2 separate regions of the Homo sapiens genome follow, and region 2 is linked to region 1. Evidence: read pairs that join two places in POLR2A ChIA-PET (ENCODE). Cell type or tissue: MCF 10A. All regions are shown on one strand.

Evidence for each region. Peaks named below come from ENCODE experiments on the same cell type or tissue, not always from the same donor. Only the 100,000 strongest peaks of a DNase experiment are listed, where the experiment ranks them.
Region 2: POLR2A ChIA-PET joins it to region 1 with 14 read pairs; 5 of 35 experiments call an interaction of 5 or more read pairs at or near these places.

Annotation. Positions count from the first base shown.
Region 1 is chr18:35,476,002-35,481,001 of GRCh38, forward strand. It overlaps INO80C (INO80 complex subunit C), which reads right to left. Exons shown (of 5, transcript NM_194281.4): 2 at 4,452-4,562; 3 at 3,299-3,410; 4 at 2,281-2,348. Among named protein-coding and RNA genes, the nearest start is that of ZNF24TR, 11 kb to the left of the region's middle. RefSeq lists an enhancer at 2,238-3,437. In MCF 10A, no CTCF peak of the experiment used is centred here; DNase peaks (open chromatin) are centred at 2,720 and 3,360.
Region 2 is chr18:35,615,116-35,620,115 of GRCh38, forward strand. The region is part of intron 1 of GALNT1 (polypeptide N-acetylgalactosaminyltransferase 1); the gene reads left to right. Among named protein-coding and RNA genes, the nearest start is that of MIR3975, 26 kb to the left of the region's middle. In MCF 10A, no CTCF peak of the experiment used is centred here; a DNase peak (open chromatin) is centred at 1,926.

The DNA of each region.
Region 1 (5,000 bases):
AAATTCACTACTAGAAGTCCCTCACATTATGCACAAAGTGGCAAAATATTTGAAAATAGATTCAGGTTATTTAAAATGTATATTGTAAACATGAAAGTAACCATTCATAATTTGTAAAAGAGGTGTAAATAATAAGGAAACAAACAGAATTTTAAAATGTTCAATTAACCCCAGTTTTATCATGAGAAAACATCAGAGGAATTCCAGTAGTGGAGGATTCTACTAAATACCTGACTAGTGCTCCTTAAAACTGTTAAGGTCATTAAAAACAAGGACAACCTGAGAAACTGGCAGAGCCAAGAGGAGTCTAACGAGACAGGATGACTAAATTTGATATAGTTTTAGGTAAAAACTAAGGAAATGTGAATAAATTATAGACTTTAGTTAATAATAATATATAACTATTGGTTCATTAATTGTAACAAATATACCATAGATGTTAATAACAGCAGAAACTGAGTTTGGGTTATATGGGCACTTTCTATACTATTGTCTCCGTTTTTCATAAATCTAGAACTGTTCTGAAAAATATAGTCTATTAAAAAACGCTCAATAAATCCAGAGAAGGCAGAAAAAGGGAAATAAGCAACACAAATGGAACAAATAACAACTAGTGAGATGGTAGATTTAAATACAACCATATCAACAATCACTTTAAAGATGAATAGCCTAAGGACAACAGTTCTTAGATTGATAGACTGGATAAAAAGCAAGATCCACTGGGTGCAGAGGCTCACGTCTTTAATCCCAGCACTTTGAGAGGCTGATGTTGGGAGATCACTTGAGCCAAGGAGTTCAAGGCTTCAGTGAGTTATGATCACACCACTCCATTCTAGCCTGGGTAAAAGAGCAAGACTCTACCTCCAAAAGAAAAAGAAAAAGAAAGACCCAACAACTCAACAATATGCTTTCAACAAGAATCCACTTTAAATATATAGATAGTTTAAAAGTGAAAAGATAGGCCAGGTATGGTGGCTCATACCTGTAATCCCAGCACTTTGGGAGGCCAAGGCAGGAGGATCACTTGAGGTCAGGAGTTCAAGACCAGCCTGGCCAACATGGCAAAACCTCATCTCTACTAAAAATACAAAAATTAGCCAGGCATGGTGGCGTGTGCCTGTAGTCCCAGCTACTCAGGAGGCTGAGGCAGGATAATCGCTTGAACCCAGGAGGTAGAGGCTGGAGTGAGCCAAGAGCGTGCCACTGCACTCCAGCCTGGGCAACACAGTGAGACTCTGTCTCAAAAAAAAGTGAAAAGATCAAGAAAGATATACCATCCACACATGAACGAAAGAAAGCTGGGGTAACGATATTAATTTCAGACAAAGTAGACTTCAGAACAATGAATATTATCAGGGACAAACAGGGATATTACATAATAATAACAAAGGAGGCAATTCTCCTCCGTACATAATTAATTTGGTCAATTTGTTAGATAAGTTGGAGTCATATTTTCATTAAAATGTAAAGTACTTAAATTATTTTTCCAAATTTATGAGATGAAAAAGGATTAAGACCCTGACATGCAAGAGCTAATTAAAAGAATCTCTAAGTTCATCCATTTGTTTAAGAAAACAAAACAAAACAAAACAAAACAAAACAAAAAAAGATGAATCTTAGGTTCCACCTTCTGCAAATAAGGAAATGGGGGTGTTCTGAGGTTCCTGAGCTTTAGCAACTTGCCCACTTCCCACTATTTCAGCTCTGCTGGCAGTTTCTGAATTGTGTTCCCCAGAAGCACTTGAGCAGTCACTGTGGTGGGGAGTGGGGAGGAAGATAGGCGGCCAGATCCACATGGGACCACAGCAGAAAGGTGGGCTCCAGGCTGTTATATATTGGATTCTGTAAAAGATTTCATTTGGAAAAGGGGTTCTGATGCTTAAAAATAAGTTTGAATGTCACAACCTTTGCCAAAGCACCTGTTTAGAGAAGTTTAAACATGGTTTTGTAAATACAATCATCATCTAAAATGCAGGTTTTTAAAACTTCAGCAGTAAAAAAAGAAATACATAGTTGTTTCTTTCATGTTATCTCATATAGTTAACTAGCAGAGGTAAAGAAGAGAAGCTGGAGTCTCCTGCTTTCTGGTTCAATCCTCCCTGCAGGCTGCCCCCACAGATGCCTGTTTGCAGCAATGAACACACTGCACAAACCTATCACCTATCACTGTAGACAGGCTCCAGGCAGGACCAGCCATGATCAATATTCAACACTTGTCTAATTAGACATTACTGTGAAATCTTTTCCATTTAATGTTATAAGAGATATAATCATACTCACAAGCAGACCTGAAACATCAGAATACTTCTTAGCTGGCTTAAAGGATGGAGGAGCATCAATACTGAAGTCTGGGAAAAAAAAAAAAAAAAGATAACTAAACTGAACTGAAAACATTCAAATCCCTTCTCTTTTTTTTTCTAAAATAGTATTTGATAATATTCCTGAAAATTTCCTTTGTGATTAAGTAGTCACAGAAGTCTCTGGAGATTAACTAGAGAAGTAGGGGAGGATTCTCAGAAACAAGACAGTATGTCACAGGCCAAGTGCAGGCTCCAGATCTAGCCCTGCCCTGTCACCAGGGACCCTCTATTCCCACAGAACCACCGGAAAGCTCATCTGCCCACCAGCTATTTTCACGATCTCACACTACATGGGCTGATGGTGATGAAATGCCAAATGAGCCAATAACTGGATCTGAGCACCCTGACACCCTCATGTCCACACCCAGACGAATGAATGACTAGCTCACTTGTCACCCATGTGAGTCACCCCCATGAAAGAAGTACAGTGGAGTAGGAGATGGTGAGAACTTTGAACTTGTACTTTCCAGTGAAGCTGAACAGAACATATAACAGTGTTTTACATAAATCTGGACACACTGCAGCATGAAGTATTTACTAAACACTGGCTCACAAAGTATAAAAGAGCTGGCCTTTAAGCTGGTTGTCAGGAACCCTCCTAAATCTGGTATTATACTTGGGCTACCTTGTTTTTGGAAACACATTTTAAGAGTAGACTTTTGAATAAGAAGTTTGTCTAGTAGAAACACCAATATTATCATATTGGGACCTATGACCCTAAAAACCACACATCCATGACAACACAAACAAATAGGCTCAATACAGATACAGTTATGAGAAAATACACACATAATCTGCCCAGACTGATGCCACTATAAAATTCTCAAGCTAAAAATTATTTCCTACAATGATGCAAACACAATACAATAATGTAGGTTGTTATAAGACAGTTCCTACTCTGAACATTACAAACACATGGAAGGCTCTAGACAGCTCACAGTTAGGATCGTTCAGTTGCCACGGCAATGCCCTTTCAGAAGCGAGGATTTGTTTCAGGTTCTTCCAGGTTCTGTTCTTCTTGCCAGCTACTGCGCCACCGTGGCCAGAGTGCTTGAATTGAAGGCATGGATTAGAAGAAACAAAAACCAATGGAGACTACCATTTCGACATCTGACATTTATGCCTAATCATAACTGTAATATACCTCTCATCTGTCAACAATCATTAAGACCCCTGAGACTTTTTTTAAAAGGTATTTCACTGTACACATTAACATGTTAATCTTAGTTTAAAAAAGAAGTTTTCAGATTGTCAAAACCCTTGAGTTAGTTTGTGCTGGAGTAGAAATAAAAGGCTACTTCTTTATATGCACGTAAAAAAAAAAGCCTTTATTGGGTCTAACTTTGTAGAATTCATTCATGAATTTCTTCATACTTTAAGATAAATTTACTACAAAGTCAGATTTAAATCCAGGACTGCATCTCTCAACTCCCTTCTCGGGGCAAGTCTCTGCCATGTAAACTGGGGATCCTGGAAAAGTTGAGAAAGCCCCAGTTGCAGTATGGGTACTCTTCTAGGTACCTCTTTTTTTTTTTTTTTATCCTACAAAGATGACACAATAAAATGGAAAAGAATACCAAAATCTGTTGCAAACACTGGTAATATTGTATTTCCAAAACTAATTCATTAAAAAAAAATTTAACAGTATAATCTGAACTGCTGCAGTTTATTACCAGTCTCAAGAATGAAAGGAAGAATACCCTGTGTTCTACTCCACAGCACAACAGCTTGGATTTACCTTATGAAACTAATGAGGAAGTACTTCTCATTTAGCTAAATATTTCAAGCTTTGTCTAAGATTGTAAGACCAATGAAAAGGTTAGGGGAACAATCATCATGGAAATGTCCCACCCTCCAAACAGTATCCTTTAATGAATCCACAAAGGACACCCAAATCCTTGGGATATGGCACATTAAAAGATCAACAGAAAGAACCCTTCTCTTGTCCCCATCTTGCCCATAGGGGAGAAGGAGGTAACTGAGACTGAGGGAGGAGAGAATGCCAGTGCCACCCTGGCTACAGGCCCAGCAAGATCAGAGGCTGAGGTGTGGCATTTGGATGTTTATTCAGCTAATACCTTCGATGCTTACCACAAAGTTGGGATCCTTAAATGGCAAAGGTTTGGCAGCTTTTTCCACAGGTCCTGTGCTAAACTCAGAGGGCACCATTTTATTCTCACTCATGGCTTCCATGCTGATACCCTTAAAACATAATAAAAATAGTTTGAAGAAGTCAGTTTCTTTCAGCTGAGTTCCCCACCTCTGCTCTCAACAGGGCATACGATGATGCCACAGGGCATGCAAGGGAAGACAGTATGCCCAGAGCTCCAGCAGGCAGCCTGCCCTAGGGGAGGGCACACCACACGGGGAGTAGCACCTGCTGTGCAGAAGCCACAGGAGAAACAGGCCAGGACCTCCAACTGCTATGTTTCCCGGGTACCCTAAGTGCCAAGCACAGGGATGGCTGTCCTACGCAAGTTAGCTCATTTAATTCTGACAACCACTCCACAGTAGGTGCTATTATCCCCAGCATACAGAAAAGAAAACTGAGGCCCAGGGGAACAGGTTCAAGGTCACATAGTGATTGAGTTTTGGATTCAAACCTAGGTTGGGCCAGTTCTAAAGCCCTCATAATCTCCA
Region 2 (5,000 bases), 140 kb after region 1:
TAAAATTTATTTGGAAATACAAAGGGTCAAGAATGGCTAAGACATTCCTGAAGCAAGTACTTGTCTTACAAGATTTTAAGATAGTGTAAAACTTTAATCATTGAGATGGCATAATATTTGGACAAGCATAGACAAATAGATAATGGAAGGAAGTTAAGGCAAAAACCAGAACTCTAAGTACGTGGAAAGCTAATACATGACAGAGCTAATGTTACAAATCAAGGAAATGGAATACGTTTTAAATGGTTGGGATTCTTAGCCACATTTTAAAAAATGGTTTTTACTAACACTGTATTAAAAAAAGCAATTTCAGATGGATTAAAGACTAGATTGTGAAAGGCAAAACTTAAGCCTCCAGAATAAAATATTAGAGAGTATTTTAGACCTCAGGCTTTGGAAGCCAAAAGCACAATTGTTGAAGGAAAAGGTTTATTAATTTGGCTGTACTAAAATTAAGATCTCTTGGGTTTTGTGTGCATGGAAAGGAGAGTGTAAAGACTAGTCACAAATACACAAGTAGAATATATTTTGCATACAAAGGATAAGGATTTTTAGAATCAGTAATGCACACACCCATATGTCAGTACGCATACATACGTAAGTGTGAAAACAGTTAATGGCAGAAGAAAGCAAGAGCTGTTTCTTAGGAGAAAAATGAATAGCCAGTAAACAGTTGTTTTCAGGGAAATACAAATTAAAGCTACATTGACAAAATTGTAAAAGTTGGACATTGTCAAGTATACCACTGCACTACTCCATGGCAGAGGTTGGCAGACTTTTCTGTAAAGGGCCAGATAGTAAGTATTTTAGCCTTTGCAGGCCGTACAGTCTCTGTAAAGGCCAACAACTTTGACGTTGTAGTGCAAAAGCAGCTGTAAACCATATATAAATGAATGAGAGTGGCTGCATTCCCATAAAATTTTATTTACAAAAATACTAGTTTGCCACCCCTTGCTCTATGACACCAAAGTTAGTGAACTACATCAATATGGATGAGTCTTAAAAACGTAATGTTGGATTTAAAAGGTAGCAGAAGAATACATTATAATATGATTTAATTTATGTAAATTGCAGAGGTAGACAAGGTAAAGGATACAGGTTTGTGGGTTTCATCATAGTTGCTGGGACCTGACTAATTTTGAATTCTGGCCTTGACATGTATAGTCTATGTGACGCTGGCCAAATTACCTAACTTTTTAAAGTGTCAGTTTTCCTATCTGTAAGATGGTGTGCATAATAGTACCTGGCTTACTGGGTTGTTGGGAGTATTGTTATACAGTGCCCATCAAAGTGCTCAGCACACAGTAAGTGCTTGGTAATTGTTGTTATGCTTTTATTCTCCTGTTTAATTTATATCTCTATTAAAAGAAATATAGCTGTTATTGCTTTGGACACTGGGTGTTTTTTTTATCTGACCTGCATTGCATATGGCTAATGAGAAGTACTAAGGCTTGCATATCCTCACCTGAAGTCTTGAGTAATGTTTGATTCCTTTTGCTTAGCACAGGTTGTAAAACCTTCTAGTGTTTTAGTGTTGTGTTTTAATCTCCACATTCATGGTAGCTTGCTGAATACTTGGCAGAAACAGCTTCCAGTGTCACGTAATCTTTCTCTGTGGCAGTTAGCATCGTCTCAGACTCCTTTTTCAGAGCTCTCTCCTCCTTTGTATTGGCACCACTCTTCAAATTCTGTGACTTCTCAGACCTTCCAGTCCTCTAGTATGGTCCACCCCTCAAACTTCTGACTCTTCAGCTTCCTCAGCTGAAAATGAAGATAAAACCCACTTGAAAGGGTTGTTATTAGGATAAAATTCTCTCTCTAATGCCTAAGCCACTGAGGAACCCTGTAACCATAGATCCTGACTCATTTATGCCAGAGTGAGGTGTGGTATGAAAACAAACAAAACTTTATGAGTAGTTCCTTCCCCATTTGAGCAGCAGTGACGGGTGAATGTAATGCAAGCGGCGCATTGCAGGCATTCAGACAGCTCCCCCCTCCATTTCCTGTCTGTGGCTACTGTTCTCTAGACTCTTCTCTCACACCACCAAGAATCATTTATTACAGGTATTTATATTGACCATTTCCTCCCTAAGGACAGTGATGTTGTCTAACTCATCTTTGTTCTCATATGGTCTGGTAAAATGCTTGGCATATAGTAGGGCAGTTAACAAATTTGTTAAGTGAACAAATGTCTACTATATGCCTTGCTTTTGTTCACAGAACACCAGTGTATGCAGTATTTGGCCTGCCAAAGTAAGATGTTAAATCCAAAGTAAGATGTTAAATCCTAATTTAGCGTTTAGCTATCTGAAACACGTTTAAAAGTTACTTCTTTGTTTTAACATCATATTTCGAGAAATTCTAACATATATAAAAGTAGACAGAACAGTGAAACGAGCCCTCTTAAACCTGTATCCATTCTCCAGATTCAGCAAACACATTTTCCCACTTGTGTTCCACCTCTCAATCTAACCTCACTCCCCTGCTCTTAAGCCCAAGTATTTTAAAGCAATGGAAGACATCATGTCATTTTACCTCTAACATTCTTCAGTATAGATCCTTTAAAATGAGAACATTTTGAATATGACCACAATGCTGTTAACATTCCTAATTAACAGTGATTGCTTAGTAGCATCTGTAACCCAGTTCATAATCATATTTCCTCAGTGGTCCCTAAAGTGTCTTTTTAAGTTGATTTGTAGATTCAAAACTCAAAACAAGATCAACATAGCACATTTAGTTTTTTTAAAAAAGCTTTCCTTAAAAAAATAAAAACAATACCTATTTTAAAAATTATTTCTCTCCCTTTCTCTTCTTCTTTTCTTTTCGATAACTCTTCAGATTAGGGTTCTTTATAATGAAACCATAAACTTTGCTCTAGCAGATAAAGGTTTCATCTTTTAAGACTGCTTTGCTGTTCTTTTTTTTTTTTTTTGATAGCCAAGCACTTAACATGTATAGAGAGCACTACTGCAGTTAACAGCACAGCAAAATGCAAAACTGTTAACTGCTCTGATTTTTCTTGTGCAATGAGATAGCATTATGTGCAGTACCATTAGGAAAATAATTTTACATCATTTTCATTCATAATTAACATTATTTACATTAAATGTAGTCTAAACCTGTAAAATAATCTTGTATTCATTAAAAAGTATATATTCTTTGGTATGTTTAGTTTAAATACATCTTTAAAAAATTTTAGTTATTCCTCTTGAATTTATGGTTAGGGTCTCAAGAAGGAAGCTTGAGACTAGACTGTAATGTGTGTTTGAAAAAGACTGCTCATGGATGAACTTAATTCTTAAATTCTCTAAAGCTCAAGTGGAGAAATGACATCTGCAAAAAATTTATCTTTTAGTTGCATTATGGGTAATAAAGACAAACATGTGTAACTGTTTAGTGTATTTAAAAGAAAAGGAGAGATAACCCAAGTGATTAGAGGTTTTAGTAGAATAGTTTTGAGAATTAGAATTTTAAAAAATAATACAAAAGAAATGTTTGAGTTATTGATGTGAATTAAATAGCAGGTTTATTTCAGAGTTTTTTTTTTCCAACAATTTACTTAACTTTCCTATTACATTGTTAAGTAAAATGTCAACTTAATTGTACTGCACTGTTTTTGTTTGTTTGTTTGTTCTGAGAGCAGGAAGCAAATCCTATAATCAGCCCTCCAAAGAGCTGAAACAAATATGAAGAAAAGGCGCTTGAGGTCATCCCCTAGAATGGATCTTAACTGATAGCAATGCAGAAGCAGCCTGAGACTACAGGGCAGACCGAGTTGAGGGAGGGAGGCAGAGAATAGCTTTTCACAGGAAAATCAGCAGGCAAGAATGCAAAACAATCACTAACGCTATAAACTAAGAGACGTTAAATGACATTAGGGAGAGACTAGTAAGAGAGAAACCAAGTTAGAAAACACAGCAACTTAAAAACCGATATGCCAAATTACTGATTAGTTAAGGAAAAAAGGAAGGGTATGGTTGTTTTGCAGTGTGTGGTACCTGCGATAAATCTGTAAGGTAGAATTTGTGACTAACCAGAACACTGTCTTTCTGTAACATGCTAATATATGTTTTGTTTTGTTTTTTCAATGGTAACTAAATATTTCAGGCTATTATTAGGGCCAAAAATCTAAAATCTACCCCTAACTCAAGTTTTGGTTTTTATTTGTTCTGTTGAGCAAATCTGAAAACTTTTTAGATCTCAAAAGGTCGCTTAAGTTAGTAACCTAGTAACATCAGACAGTGTATTAAGGAAAGCAATTCTCAAAAGAACCTTCATGCTTACAAATGTAAAAAAAAGAATTTCATCTAAGGGTACTACTGTCCTTTGAGATTTTTTTTCTTCTTTTTCTCCTCACAGATGATCCAGTTATACAGGAGGAAAAGTATGGCACTGAGCTCTGGGGAATGCATGGAAAAAAAAATTGGGAAAAGGGAGTGACAACAGAGATTTCCATTTAGTCTGCAAATTGTTTTTGGTCTTTCTCATCCATAGTCCAGCGCCAAGAGACTGTGGGATCATACAGTCTTGTTTGTGATCCAAACTGGCAGTGGCAGTACTGATGACAACAGTGTAGTAACTGTCTGCGCTCAGTAGTGTCGTTGGCAAGCTTCTAGTGAATTCTTTATCCACTCTGGTGGGCCACCTCATAGAGTATACATGTTGTCTCTGCGTTTTAACTTGATCTGTGGACCAACAGTTGTTTGTGGGTAACATTTGAGAATCTCTGTTTAAAGTCTAGGAAGTAAAAGGTTTTTTTAAATAAAAAATGTAAAGCCTATTCAAAAGTACAGTTAGCAGAAGATAAAGAACAAGCCATGAAACCACCTCTCCTCTGAGTCTTGTCTTATTTTTCTATTTTGACCGATTTCCTTCTGTGTTTGTTAGCATTAGGTTTGGCAGCATCGCAAAGGTCCCTGTATTCCCTCTTCCCCCACAAAAAGGTGCTTTAAACAAGATAGAGGTTTTTTCCTCTCAGGATATGGCAGCTATGTGGT